Regions from separate parts of the Homo sapiens genome. Here all the other regions are linked to region 3. The links are chromatin contacts, found by Hi-C or POLR2A ChIA-PET in ENCODE. All regions are on one chromosome and are shown on one strand. Each heading gives the region's core, a stretch centred on a gene start or an enhancer-like site at or near the end of the contact. The rest is flanking DNA. Distances are from core to core; before and after follow the strand shown.

Region 1 (4,506 bases), core at 2,007-4,506, 430 kb before region 3:
GGCCCGGGAAGAGCCTGGGGCCTGAGAATTCCAGCCACCACCACCCCAGGGGTGCCGCCCACTGCTCACAGGGCCACCCACACCTCTAGCCACCTCATCGGGCCTCCAGGCGGCTGCCCTGTGTGGTGTGGGGGGACTCCCAGAGGGAGTGAGCCCGCCCTCCTAGGAGAAGCCTGGCCAGGTTCCAGTGGGGTGGTGGCCCGGCCCATAAACAGGAGGGGTTTATGGCCCAGTGACAGGCAAAACTGGTGGGGCAAGCCCAGGCTAGATCCCAACCCTGAGCCAAGGACAAGAGGATTCCAGAGTGGGAGCAGGAAGGCAGGGGTCCGTGGAACCAGCCTGCTCCCCTGCTCCCTACGGGCCTCCTCCACCCTATCTCAGGGACCCAGGCCCCAGTCCCAGAGCACCCAGGGGCCACCCCCACCCCGTCCCTGGCCAAGCCTCACCCCCTCCAGAGCGGCCTGTCACCACCTCGGGGTGGGAGCAGCCTCTCTGCTCTCCATCAATGCGGAGAGTTGATACCAGGGTTGTCTACCTTCATGAAAGTTACTTGTTGTGATTTCTTCGGCCTACAGAAAAATATAAACGTGGGCTCCTAGGAGCACCAGCACATGACCAGGACCTCGTCCTTCTAAAGCGTGTAAAGTTTGCTTTACTGTATTGACAGCAACAATAATCAGACCAAAAGCAAGATGACAAGACTCCTTCTCACTCGGGTAGTTCGGAGGAGCAAAGTGTGAGAGGCCCAGCGGGGCTGCAGCCTCAGCTCTGATACCCCAGCCAGACCCGCTGTCTCCCAGACTCAGTTTCCCCACCCCGCCTAAGGTCTCCGGGGCTCCTCCGCGCAGCGATTCCATTCCTTCTGACCCAGGCTGCCTCTGCAAGAGTCCCGTCTGGGTTTAGAGTTGGTCGTACATTCATTCATCCAACATCTGAGTGTTCCCTGTGTGCATGGCGCACAGTGTGGCCAGACACACACTCTGGTGTAGAGGAACCAGCCGGCCTGTGCCCGTATCATGAACGCCGTAGCCTGTCCCTGGGACTAGACAGCCAATCAGGCGTTGTGCGCAGCATAACTAGCTTGATGCCTGCTGACCCCCAGCCAGAGCTCACCTGGGTCAAGAGTTCCTGGACCCTGGAAGGTGTGGTGGTTTGAAAACAGGACCACCAGTCCCTTGATCTCTCACATCAGCAAGTGGGGGTCTGTGTCCCCCTGGATCCAGGCAGGCTGTCTCATCATCAACCACAGACTGTGCTGGAAACAATGCTCTGTGGCCTCTGAGACTCGGTCGCAAATGGCCACGCAGCTCACACCCTGCCTGCTGGAACAGGGGCTCCCTGAGGGCCCGAGTCCCCAACGCTAACAGCTGGCTGGAACCAGCTGGCTTTTGGAGCCCTCAGACGTCTCGAGGGAAATCTAGCTCCACTAGAGCCACCATGCTGGGAGGAAGCCCAAGCCACACAGGATGTAGGCGCCGCCCCACCCAACCCCAGGGAGCCCGCTGAGCCCCCCACCCCCACCTGCAGGGAGCTTGCTGAGCCCCCTCCCCCACTCCCAGGGAGCCCGCTGAGCCCCCCACCCCCACCCCACCCACAGGAAGCCCACTGAGCGCCCCCACCCACCCCGACACCCAGGGAGCCCGCTGAGCCCCCTACCCCACCCCCAGGGAGTCTGCTGAGCCCAGACCCCAAGCATCACGGAGCACACAAGCGCCACTCACCGGGCCCTGTCTGAGGTCTGCAGGGCAGCATCCGTAGTGAACATGAGGCGTCTGTTTCGTGCCACCACGTTTTGGAGTGTGATGCACACAGCAATCACCCGACAGATCGAGGAAGGGCCACAGGACAGGCTGCGTCCATGGAGACGTTTGCCGCTTTTCCAAAACTGGGGGCCGCTGAGAGGCACCTGGGCGTCCCTCGTCAGGGAGTTCTCGGGGCCAGCCACAGGTGGGGAGACGCTTGGCTTAGGTAATAGGAGGATAGGAGAGGAGGCCTCACTTCCAGCTGCTGTGCTCAGGGTGGGGCACGCAGAGGCCTTGAAGAGTAGGAGCAGGCAGTATTCCAGGATGACTGCAGGCCCACCGGGCCCACTGGGAGCTGAAGGACATGGCGCACACAGCAGAAGCTCCGGGAGGCACATGCCGGACGTGGGGAGGGCCCAGTTCCCATCACTGTTGGGTGTGACAGAGACGTCATACGCGACAGCAGCTCCACAGCCGTGAATGTCCTCTGCACCAGACCCCATTCAACCAGCTCCACCTACACAGTCTCGCGTCAGCTCACCCCCAACCCCACGCAACCAGCTTCACCTGCGCAGTCTCGCGTCAGCTCACTTCCAACCCCCTGCAACCAGCTTCACCTGCGCAGTCTCGCGTCAGCTCACCTCCAACCCCACGCAACCAGCTTCACCTGCGCAGTCTCGCTTCACCCTCACCTCCAACCCCCTGCAACCAGCTTCACCTGCGCAGTCTCGCGTCACGCTCACCTCCAACCCCCTGCAACCAGCTTCACCTGCGCAGTCTCGCGTCAGCTCACCTCCAACCCCCTGCAACCAGCTTCACCTGCGCAGTCTTGCTTCACTCTCACCTCCAACCCCACGGGGCAAACATTATGACCCCACTTTAGAGATGAGCAGTGTCAGAGGAGTTAAGGAACGTGCCTGGGGCCACACAGCAAGGAAGAGCTGGGACTAGGGTTTGAGGCACGTTAGGTGACCGTGTAATTCTCTGCTTTACCCAGCACAGCGCACGCCAGCCAGCCCGGGCAGGGCCGCAGCATCCCAGGCCGGGGATCGCCAGGCTCCTTTTCAAGTGCATTTCTGAGATACAACAGTCAATTTCCCCAACTGCGCAAGTGAAAACAATGTTTGGCTAAGGAGGCTGGTGAGGGGCTGACAGTCTTAATTCTAAGGGACGTCTCCAGCGGTGACACGGGGCTCCGTCCCCAAGCAGACCCCCTGCTGGGATCAGTGGAACCCGACCCAGTGACCTTCTGCCTGGCTGAAGAAAGCCCTATGGGTGGATTATACAACGCGCTGCGTGCCTGCAAGATCTGACTGTAAAGCTGTTCCCATGAGCAGCCTCTGAGAGCCTTCGTGGCCCCCAAGCAGGCCAGGGGCAGGCCCAGACTGAGGGGTGAGGGGAAGGCCTCCCTGCACTTGGTGGAGAAGTTAGAACCAGACGAGAGGAACCCTCGAGGAAGGGAAATCCTTTGACCAACTGGAGGTGGAGCTCGGGTAGGAAAGTTAGTCACCAGCCGCCTAATTTGGTCACATTCCAGGAGGCAAGAGCGGCCCAAGAGGGGAGAGAGAGGTCAGCGTGGCTGGTAGCTCTGGAAGGGGCAAGGATGAGCTGGACTCTGACGAGGCCAGGGCAGGCCCACAGCCCATCTGGACCGGGGAGTCTCCTAGGCCAGAGCCCTTGGGGCCGAATGGAGCTCCGAAGGGTGGGGCCCAGGATCCCGGAGCCACCCCTGCCGAGGGCCTCCTGGCCCGACCTCCAGACATGAAATCACCCCCAAGTCCCAGGCCCCATATGGCAGGGCCTGCCTGTCTCCCCAGCGTGGCAGCCGGGGGGCCCGGGAGGAAACTGCCTGGCCTCAAAGTGAGTCACCCCCGCCGGCTGATTCAGCCACCCTGAGCCAGGGGAGGTGAGGCCGGGACTGTCCGTGGTCTGGAGGGGCCTCGGCCAAGCCCAGTCCCCAGAGGCCAGCTCACCCCAGCAGGGCGCGTGGGCCGGTGCCACTGTTCAGCCTGGGACCCCTGCCGAGCCTCTTACGGCCAGTAATTAGCTCATTCCACCAACAGCCTGGATGGGTCGTGACACCCATCTTACAGACGGGAAAGCTGAGGCCCTGAGAGGTCCAGGCTTGGGGTCCATATCGGGCAGGGCTGGGCAGCCCCAGGCAAAGCCCCTGCATCTAGAATAGTGACAGGAGCCTACAGTCACCTGCTGGCTTCTGGACCCAACAGAAAGTCCACCCTGCTTGGAATCCTTTGGCTAGAATTCCAGCCTCTGGAAAACTGTCTTTCTGGGGAAAGCTAGGCCACCTCCCAACTGCCAGGAATGTGTGAAAGGGGCTCAGACTGTAAAAGGAATCGGAATGAGTGAACAAATGAAGGAATGAACTAATGAATGAAGAAATGAACGAATGGCTAAAGGAATGAATGGACAAACATGAATGAATGAATCAACAGATAAACAAATGAGCCAGTGCTTTGTCAGGACAGCAGGTGTATGAGTCCCCACTGGTCTGCCTCCTGCCCCAGGGGAAGCGGTTTCCCTGCCCCCATGGCCAGCAAGGGGCAGAGGCCAGCGAGGTTGTCCATCCTGGATGTTCTCAGTGGTTCCAGGCCGAGTCCTGGGGACCCACCCGAGGGCCCAGTGTCTGCTGTGTCTGTCAGAGACTTGGCTGGTGGCACCAGACAGGCAGGTGGGGCCCAGGCTGGCCGAGGAGCAGCGTTTCCAGTTACACCTGCCTTCTGGGTGGCCCTAGGCCAACCTCTGC
Region 2 (4,621 bases), core at 548-3,047, 460 kb before region 3:
CTCGCCCCACCCCGGGCTCCGGCCCAGCCGCGGCCCTAGCGCCGACTAAGACGCCCAAATCCAGCCGGCGGCCGGGAGAAGAAGCCTCCAGGGAAAGCGAGGGTTAAACTTCCACCTCGCGCAGCTCTCCGTGCCCTGCGGAGACCACCCTCACCTCTGGCCTCCCCCACTCCCCTCCCCGATTTTTAAGGAGAGTCGGGGGTCGCTGGGGAGCCTGAAGCACTAAGTTCCCACGACGGGGGCTGTGGAAAGTCATTCATCACAGCAAAGCTCCCGGGGATGGGGATGGGGATGGGGATGGGGGGGCGGGGACGCCGCGGTGGGAGGGTGCGGACGCCTGGCCCAGCCCCAGCTCGCCTCGCTCAGCCACCTGTAAGCAGGCCCGGGCGGGCGGGACTGCGCCGGCCCTGAGCCCCGCCGGGCTTGGGGACTGGGAACCGAGGGCTGCAGCTTGGCGCTGCCCACCCTGCCCGGCCAGGGGCTTCCGCAGCAGCCGCCCCTACCTATTTATCCGCCGCCCTTCTCTCCTCCCCAGGCTCCGCCGGCTCACACACACCCCCTTCCCCGCTCCCCGCACCCCGCTGCTGCAGCGCCCGCTGCGCCCCAGCTCCCCTTCCCCGGAGAGGACACTGCGCCCCCCGAAGTTTCTGCCCACTCGTCCACCTCGCTGCTCCCCGGTCCCCCCGAGGCAGAGCGACCGACGCAACACGCTGGAAACTCCCCACACACACTTAGGCATGGCAGAAAATAGAACCCAGTTGGGAAAATCTAAACATCGACCACCCTGGCAGGAACCAAAACGCTCTCTGCAGAGCCCGTGGCGCCCCAGCCGGCGGGGGGTGTGCGCCGGAGGAGCCGGCGCAGGGACGGGGCGCGGGGGCGGCACCAACCTCGGCCAGAACATGGGCGAGGTATCCGCAGCCGAGGAGCAGCAGGCAAGCCAAGGTCCTCATCGCGTCCCGAGGCGCTGGCTGCTCGGAGGAGAGGCGAGGCCGCGGGGCGGGCGCTCCAGCCGGTCTCCTGTGGCGGCGAAATTCAGTACCATCCCTTAGGGAGCGCGGCCCGGAGGAGGGTGGCGCGGGGAGCACGGAGCTGGCGGAGCGCGCCCGGCGCGAGCAGTGAGTGCGGAGAGGCAGGCAGCGCCAGCCAGGAGGAGGAGAAACAGGGAGTGCGCGCCCGCAGCGCGGGGAGCCTCCTGGGCCGCCGGGTAGGGGGTGGGGACGGAAGGGGCGGAGGGCGGGGGCTGGGCTTCTTCCTCGGTGCGTTCCCGGTGCTGGCCGCCGCCGCGCTCGCTCCCCGCGCTGGCTTCAGGAGCGACCCGGCCGGTAATTCTGCATATTTGCGGACATCAGCCCCAAGAAGAACTCCGGAGGGAGTCTGGGGCCGCCGCCGCCGCCGCCGCCACACCGATCACCTGCCTGGACGCCTGGCCCGGCCCCGGCTGCGAGCTGCGAGCCGCCCTGCGCGCCCACCGCCGGCCCCGCGCTCGCCTCCGGCCTCCTCTTGCAGCCGCCGCCCGGCCGGGCACAGCGCGGCCCAGCACCCCCTCCGCGGCGCGCCCTCGGCTCCGGCGCCGCGCTCCGCCCTCCGCTCGCCGGGGCCGGGCAGCGCCCGCGGCCGAGCCGCCTGGCAGCCACCACCCGCCGCCCGGGGCCTCGCTGCGCCGCCCGCGCGGGCCTGAGGGCGGGCGCAAGGCCGAGTCGGCGCCTCCGCCGCAGCCGCCGCCGGGAGAGGAGGAGGAGGAGTAGGCGCAGGCCCGGCTCGCCGGAGTTGGGCGGGCTCCGCAGGGCGCGCGTGTGGAGCCGGCCGGCGGCGGGGAGAGGGTTATAGCGCCGCCGCCGCGCCCCTCCCCCGCCCCCGCCCCCGCCCCCCCCCCCCGCCTCCCCCGGATTCCGGGCCTGGGACCCGCACCTCGGAAGCGCTCGGGGTTCGTGCGGACCCGGCAGGGCCCGGGCGCCGCCGCCGCGGCAGGGAGCACACACGCGCTCGCGCAAGCAGCTAAATCCATCAAAGCCCCGCGCCCGGCTCCGCGCCGGGGCTCCGCGCCCCTCCCTCGAGCTTGCCCACCCTCCAGTGCCAGCTGCAATCCTGCGGCACCGGGTGGGGAGGGAGGAGGCCGCCGCAGAAGCGCCGCCGTCGCCGGCTCGCCTCTCTCGGGCCCCAGCGGCGGCAGCGGGCAGCGCCCAGAGCTGCTGCGCCAAAAAGGGCCAGAGAGCCGGTCCCCGCCCCCGCCCCGGCGCTCCGGCCGCTCTCCACGGTTCGGATCCAGGGCCCCAGCCTTCCTCTCTCCATAAAAGGAGGGGGAGTCAGTCTTTGGGGAAGGAGGGGGGCGGGTTTGGGGCACTCACCTGGCGGCTGCCACGCGCCCCCGCCCAGGATCCGAGGCCTGGGGCATCTGAATGAGGACCCTCCACCCACATTTCCACTTGGGAGCGAGCTCCAGTCGGGGAAAGGGCCTGCAGCCCGCCTCGTCCCCACCCTGGGACCCCGCGCCCCCCAGTCCCCCACTCCCGCGCCGAAGGCAGGGCCGCGCCCTGAGCCGGGAAGTCGAGGGGATGGAAGGGAAAGGAGCCACCGGTGAGGGTCCCCCGGGTTCTGAGCCTCCCGCGTCGGGATCCGTGGGGCGCACAGAGCGCCACCTCCGGCCGAGGCGCAGCTCAGAGCGCGATGCGGGGGAGGAACGCGCGCGGAGGCCGAGGTCTGAGCGTGGCTAGACGGCTCCCACGCCGAGAAAGGGCGGGTGCGCCTGGGCTGGATGGATTTCGCCTCCCTAGACCAGGAGGGATTGGACCCTGACTACAGGTCCAGGTGCTCGTCAGTGCCCTGCCAGGGGGTCTACGCGTCCTGGTACCGGGTCCAGCGGGGTGGCGTGCTGTGCAGACCCCGAGGCTAGACGGCCTAGGCCCCTGGAGCCCAGGAGACGCTTCCTTGGGTGAGCAGCGGAGAATCCCGCCCGGCCCAGCCGTCACCCCCAACCCTGTCGATTAAACCCCTGCCCCCGTCGCGGTCGCCCTCCCTCCAGACAAAGGCCGTTAAGGCGCAGCCCCGCGGGCGGTCTTTCATCCCCAGCTAGGCCAGCTCTAGCATTTCAAAGGCCGAATCCGGAGAGCGCTTCGGGGGCTCTCCCCTTCCCCCAAATATTTGGGGAGCGACGCCTCTCCCTCCGCTCCCAGTGGGTCGCGTCTACACGCGCCCTTCCACACACCTGCAGGCCCCCTCCCCACGTCTCTCCCTTCCGTTGGCCGCAGCCCCACACCACGACCCCCGCGGTCAAGCATGCCCTCTGGGTGGTCAGGACCAAGCGGGACCGGGACAGAACCAGGGGAGCCTTGGAAACGTGGAGGAGCCCCTTAAAGCCAGGCCTTGTCCCTCCAGGGGGAACTTGCGGCTTGGGAGGGGACACCCACTGCATGGCTTCTGGAAAGAGCCGGACTCGCAGGGCCAGGACGCAGGCCGGACCCCGGCCTCATTCTTCGGCCAGTTATCCCGGAGTGGCGCGCATCCTGTCTTCCTGGGCCTCGGACTGCTCGCGCGCAGAGGGGGCCCGAGGACACCTCTGTGGGGTTAGAGGACTCGGTAAGACGGTGTGGAAGGCAAGGAGGAAGGTCGCGTTGTATTGGGGATGGGGTACCCGTCCCTCCCAGCTTGAGGGATCCTGGGGGTCCTCGCCGCCTCTGAGGGCCTAGATGGCTGCTTCCCTCGGCTCCCCTGCCCGGCCTGGAGCTACGGGTGCGCCCAGCTAGAGTTTAGGGCCACCTGGGGACGTGCAAGGGGCGCTGGAGCGAGGCGGGGGCTGGGGCGGGGCGTGGGTGCTTCACCCGCGGGGGACGCAGAGCTTAGGCGAAAGCGGTGCAGGCATCTCTCTAATCGCCGGCCGCTATTAAAAATAAAACCGCGACCCGTCGCCATGGCGACCACAACAACAGCGGCCGCGCGAGGGAGGCGAAAACTTGTGCAGCCGCGCGACAGCCGCCTTCTGGGGAGACTCGGGGCACGACGCACCCGGCGTGGGACTGGGACCCCCCTGCCCGGCCCCGCCACATTCTCCGCCGGATCCCCGGAAGACACAAGGAGACGTGGACCCCCACAGGCTTTTTTGGGGGGATTGGGCGTTGAAACCGCAGGGCTGACTTAACCAAGAGGTCACCGACTTGGATAAAAAACCCACGCCCGCGCGGACCCCCCTCCCCGGCCTTCGTTTCCATTCAAACTCCCAGCGTCCTCATTGCAGCCCCTGGGGAGGGGGACGGAGGGACGAGGTGGGTTTCAGGTGCTCGGCCCAGGAGGGGACGGTGCGACCCGGGCCCCGCCGGCGGGTTTTGCGCGCGGAGGCTGCGGCACCTGCCCCGCCCGCCCTGCCGCGATCCTTGCAGACGGGGGCGGTCACATGCTTCTTTCTGGCCAGGAATCGAGTTTCACTTCCAGCCGCTATTAGTCGGTTCACACAGTTCACTGCAAACATTTGATAATGAGGCTAAATATACTCCCGCGTCGGAGGAGGCGTGGGCGTCCCCGCCCAGGCCCGGGAGACAGAGGCGCTGACCCCGGGACAGAGCCTGGCTTTGTGCGGGAGGCAGACGCGCCCCGCGCGCCGCCCCCGAAACATTCGCACCCCATGCTG
Region 3 (4,077 bases), core at 1,135-3,634:
GCTTAGCTGTACTCACCTCTCCATCCTGCATTCTAAATATTCTTTTGATTCCTTTCTGCACAAAGCATTTTCAAAATTATTGTTATGAAGACACTTCATGAATTTCTCTTTAAAGCTTTTACATTCACCTAGAACGAGAAAGAAAACAGCATGTTCTTTTCAGAGTGAAAAGTGATGCAACCACACAACAGCCTTAAGAGCTGCGCTGCTTTTCCTTTCAAAACTTGTTTCCTCAGGCCGGGCGCAGTGGTTCACACCTGTAATCCCAGCACTCTGAGAGGATCACCTGACCCCAGGAGTTTGAGACCAGCCTGGGCAACACAGTGAGACCCCCATCTCTACCAAAAAAAACCTTAAAAGTTAGCTAGGTGTGGCGCACGTCTGTGGTTCCAGCTACTCAGGAGGCTGAGGCAGGAAGATCGCTTGAGCAAAGGATTTCGAGGCTGCAGTGAGCTTGATCACACCACTGCACTCCAGCCTGGGCAACAGATCAAGACCTTGTCTCCTAAAAATAATCCAGGCTGGGCACGGTGGCTCACGCCTGTAATCCTAGCACTTTGGGAGGCAGAGGTGGGCGGATCACCTGAGGTCAGGAGTTCAAGACCAGCTCGGCCAACTTGGTGAAACCCCATCTCTATTAAAAATACAAAAATTAGCCGGGCATGGTGGCGGGTGTCTGTAGTCCCAGCTACTCGGGAGGCTGAGGCAGGAGAATTGCTTGAACCCAGGAAGCGGAGGTTGCAGCGAGTCGAGATCACACCACTGCACTCCAGCCTGGGTGACAGAGTGAGACTCCATTTCAAAAATAAATAAATAAATGATCCAGCCTGGTCAACATGGGGAAACTCCATCTTTAAAATAAAAAATAAAAAAACAATAATAATTAGCTGGGTGTGGTGTTGCACACCTATAGTCCCAGCTACTCTAGAGGCTGAGACAGGAGAATCGCTTGAACCCGGGAGGAGGAGGTTGCAGTGAGTCGAGATCACACCACTGCACTCCAGCCTGGGCGACACAGTGAGAGTCCATTTCAAAAATAAATAAATAAATAATCCAGCCTGGGCAACATGGGGAAACCCCATCTCTAAAAAAAAAAAAAAAAAAAAAATTAGCTGGGTGTGGCGCTGCACACCTATAGTCCCAGCTACTCTAGAGGATGAGACGGGAGACTCCCCTGAGTCCAGAAAGGAAGGAGGCCGAGGCTTCAGTGAGCTATGATTGCACCACTGCACTCCAGCCTAAGCAACAGAGTGAGACCGTGTCTCAAAACAAAAACAATCAAACCCAAACTTGTTTCCTTCATAAACATGCTGAAAACAACAATGGAAAAAACCCACAACGAGGTAAAGTCAGCCCAGTACGAGGTTAAGGTGCAATGTAGGTGATGGTCACAGGAGAGTTCAGGGTAAAAATTCTTTCATTTTTGCTATTTGAAAATGTCACAATAAAATGTTGGGAAAGAAACAGTAATTCACAGATCGTTTTTCTTTTCTTTTCTTTCTTTTTTTTTTTGAGACGTTGTCTCACTCTGTCGCCCAAGCTGCAGTGCAGTGGCCCGATCTCGGCTCACTGCAACCTCCGTCTCCCGGTTCAAGCGATTCTCCTGCCTCAGCCTCCCGAGTAGCTGGGACTACAGGCGAGCCACATCACACCCAACTAATTTTTGTATTTTTAGTAGAGACGGGGTTTCCCCATGTTGGGCAGGCTGGTCTCGAACTCCTGATCTTAAATGATCCGCCCACCTCGGCCTCCCAAAGGGCTGGGATCACAGGCATGAGCCACCGCGCCCGGCCCACAGATCCTTTTTCGAAGCCTTCATGTCCACGGAGGCAACCCCACCGGAATACGGCCAGAAGCACTGGGAGATCAGCAGCACTTTTGAGCTTTGCAGCAGACATCGCTAGGCACCGTCTAAGCCTCGGCTGCAGCTGCGGGCTTCGTGGCCGCCGAATGCCCCGCTCTGCAAACCCGGGGCACAGACAGCCCGCCGGGTGAGTCAGGGCGGAGCCGGAGACCCGGAAGCCTGACGCAAGGAGTCGGTGTCGCTGCCCTCGTCACGGGGGCCACGGTCCTGCCAGCTCCCACCTGCAGGGTCCATGCCGCAGCAGTGACCCAGGGCTGGGTGGGGCGGAGGGGCGGGCCGCCGTGCCTCAGTTTCCCCGCCTGCACCGCGCTAGATGCCGGCACCCCATAGGGCTCCGCGCTGGGCCGCGACCCAGACCCCCCATCGCAGACCCCTGCCCGCCGACCTTCCGCCGCTCACCTAAGTGATCCAGCGGGAAGCTGCCCTTGTCCGGGGGCCGCGGCTGGAAGCTCTTGGTCCCGAAATTCATGGCGGTCGACATGTTGGCGACTCCGGAGTCTGCGAGCGCCTTGCGAGCGTACGCAGGGCGGCCGGCGGAGCGCCGAGCAGGCACCCCGGGAGCGCCGAGCACGTCGAGCAGGCCCCGTCCCCGCCCCTTGCCCAGGCCCGGCCCCACCCCTTGCCCAGGCCCGGCCCCACCCCCTCGGAGTCAGCAAGCTCCTGAGCCCCGGTGGGCGCTGCCCGGGCTTTCCCGTCCCCTGGGACCCTCACAGCAGTCGGTAGCAGAATCAGCTTTTGGAATTGGTGAGAAACCGAGGCCCAGAAAGGTTCAGCGAATTGCCCGAGGACACATAGCGGTGCCGGCGTCTCTGCATCCCAGGTGTCTGCTGGGGCCTCGGTTTCCCCATCGCACAGAGACCTCATCACGGGGCCCATCCGGGGAGGAAGGCGGCACAGGAGGGACAGGAGAGCCTGTGGACTCGCTGCCTGCGGCTGCTGGAGCCAGGTGACACCACCGAGCAGCTTCAACAACAGGAATGTGCTCTCAGTCCTGGGGTCTGGAGTCCAAGCAGTGGGCAGAGTGGGGGCCCTGGGGACAGTCCCAGCCTCCCAGCTTCTGGGGGCCGCCAGCCTGTGAGGTTCCTTGGCTTGCAGAAGCACCACCTGGTCTCGGCCCCTACGTTCCCATGGTGTCCTGCGCATGTCCAAATTTACTATTTTTATTTATTTATTTGAGACAGGGTATTGCTCTGTTGCCCAGACTAGAGTGCAGTGGCATGATCACGACTCACTGCAGCCTCGACCTCCTGGGCTCAGCGATCCTCTCACCCCAGCCTCCTGAGTAGCTGCGACCACAGGCACACACCACCACACCAGGCTAATTTTTCTATTTTTCGTAGAGATGGAGTCTCCCTATGTTGCCCAGGCTGGTCCTTAACTCCTGGGCTCAGGCAATCCTCCTGCCTCAGCCTCCCTAAATGCCGGGATTATAGGCATGAGCCACCATGCCCAACCTAAATTTCCTCTTTTTATAAGGATAGCAGTCATGTTGGGTTAGGGGCCGTCCCAATAACTTCATCTTAACTAATTATATCAGCAGCAACCCTATTTCTTTGTTTTGTTTTTTAAAACGGAGTCTCTCTCTTGTTGCCCAGGCTGGAGTACAGTGGCTCGATCCTGGCTCATTGCAACCTCCACCTCCCAGGTTAAAGCAATTCTCCTGCCTCAGCCTCCCGAGTAGCTGGGATTACAGGCGCCACCAACACACCCAGCTAAGCTAATATATTTTTTTTCAACACAGAGTCTCACTTTGTAACCTAGACGGGCGTGCAGTGGTACGATCTCGGCTCACCGCAACCTCCACTTCCCGAGTTCAAGAGATTCTCCTGCCTCAGCCTCCAGAGTAGCTGGGATTACAGGCATGCGCCACCACACCCGGCTAATTTTTTGTACTTTTCGTAGAGACGGGGTTTCACCATGTTGCCCAGGCTGGTCTCGAACTCCTGACCTTAAGTGATCCGCCCACTTCAGCCTCCCAAAGGGCTGGGATGACAGGCGTGAGCCGCCGCACCTGGCACCTATTTCCAAAGCAAAGGTCACATCCTAAGGTCCTAGTGGCTTCACCATACGAATGGGGGTGGAGGGTAGTTACAGCTCAACCTAGGGCAGAATGAAAGTGTACTGTAAGCGGTAAGGCCCGGCCTTTGCGTGTCGATGTTGTCATGGCAACAGCAGTCGTGGGAAAGGGCTCAGTGAAGACCCCAGCGTCCACC

What was found. Hi-C counts contacts between places; a loop is a spot of excess contacts on that map. ChIA-PET counts read pairs that join two places held with the same protein, here RNA polymerase II (POLR2A). Pooled maps may share reads with other maps.
Region 1: POLR2A ChIA-PET joins it to region 3 with 11 read pairs in PC-3. The contact joins the enhancer-like site here to the promoter of COX19 in region 3. POLR2A ChIA-PET finds 5 or more read pairs at or near these places in 6 of 52 experiments (A673, Caco-2, PC-3 and 3 more).
Region 2: a loop to region 3 is called in a pooled map, with 10 times the contacts of the local background. The contact joins the promoter of PDGFA here to the promoter of COX19 in region 3. A Hi-C loop is called at or near these places in 4 of 50 pooled maps. POLR2A ChIA-PET finds 5 or more read pairs at or near these places in 3 of 52 experiments (Caco-2, HepG2 and K562).

Annotation. Positions count from the first base shown.
Region 1 is chr7:539,780-544,285 of GRCh38, forward strand. No RefSeq gene overlaps it. Among named protein-coding and RNA genes, the nearest start is that of PRKAR1B-AS2, 20 kb to the right of the region's middle. RefSeq lists an enhancer at 1-768. Within about 2 kb of position 3,257, at least 11 of the 41 ENCODE cell types and tissues checked have a DNase peak (open chromatin) inside an H3K27ac peak, as active enhancers do; they include PC-3 and PC-9, where a contact is called at or near this core.
Region 2 is chr7:518,049-522,669 of GRCh38, forward strand. It overlaps PDGFA (platelet derived growth factor subunit A), which reads right to left and starts at 1,798. Exons shown (of 6, transcript NM_033023.5): 1 at 891-1,798. The coding sequence starts at 953. It overlaps PDGFA-DT (PDGFA divergent transcript), which reads left to right and starts at 2,343. Exons shown (of 3, transcript NR_033963.1): 1 at 2,343-4,621. RefSeq lists enhancers at 590-1,511, 3,356-4,277 and silencers at 768-857, 1,318-1,457, 1,738-1,827, 1,928-2,267, 3,933-4,012 and 2 more.
Region 3 is chr7:973,165-977,241 of GRCh38, forward strand. It overlaps COX19 (cytochrome c oxidase assembly factor COX19), which reads right to left and starts at 2,385. Exons shown (of 3, transcript NM_001031617.3): 1 at 2,264-2,385; 2 at 17-128. The coding sequence starts at 2,345. RefSeq lists enhancers at 1,608-2,490, 1,790-1,859, 2,491-3,371 and silencers at 2,100-2,259, 2,280-2,559.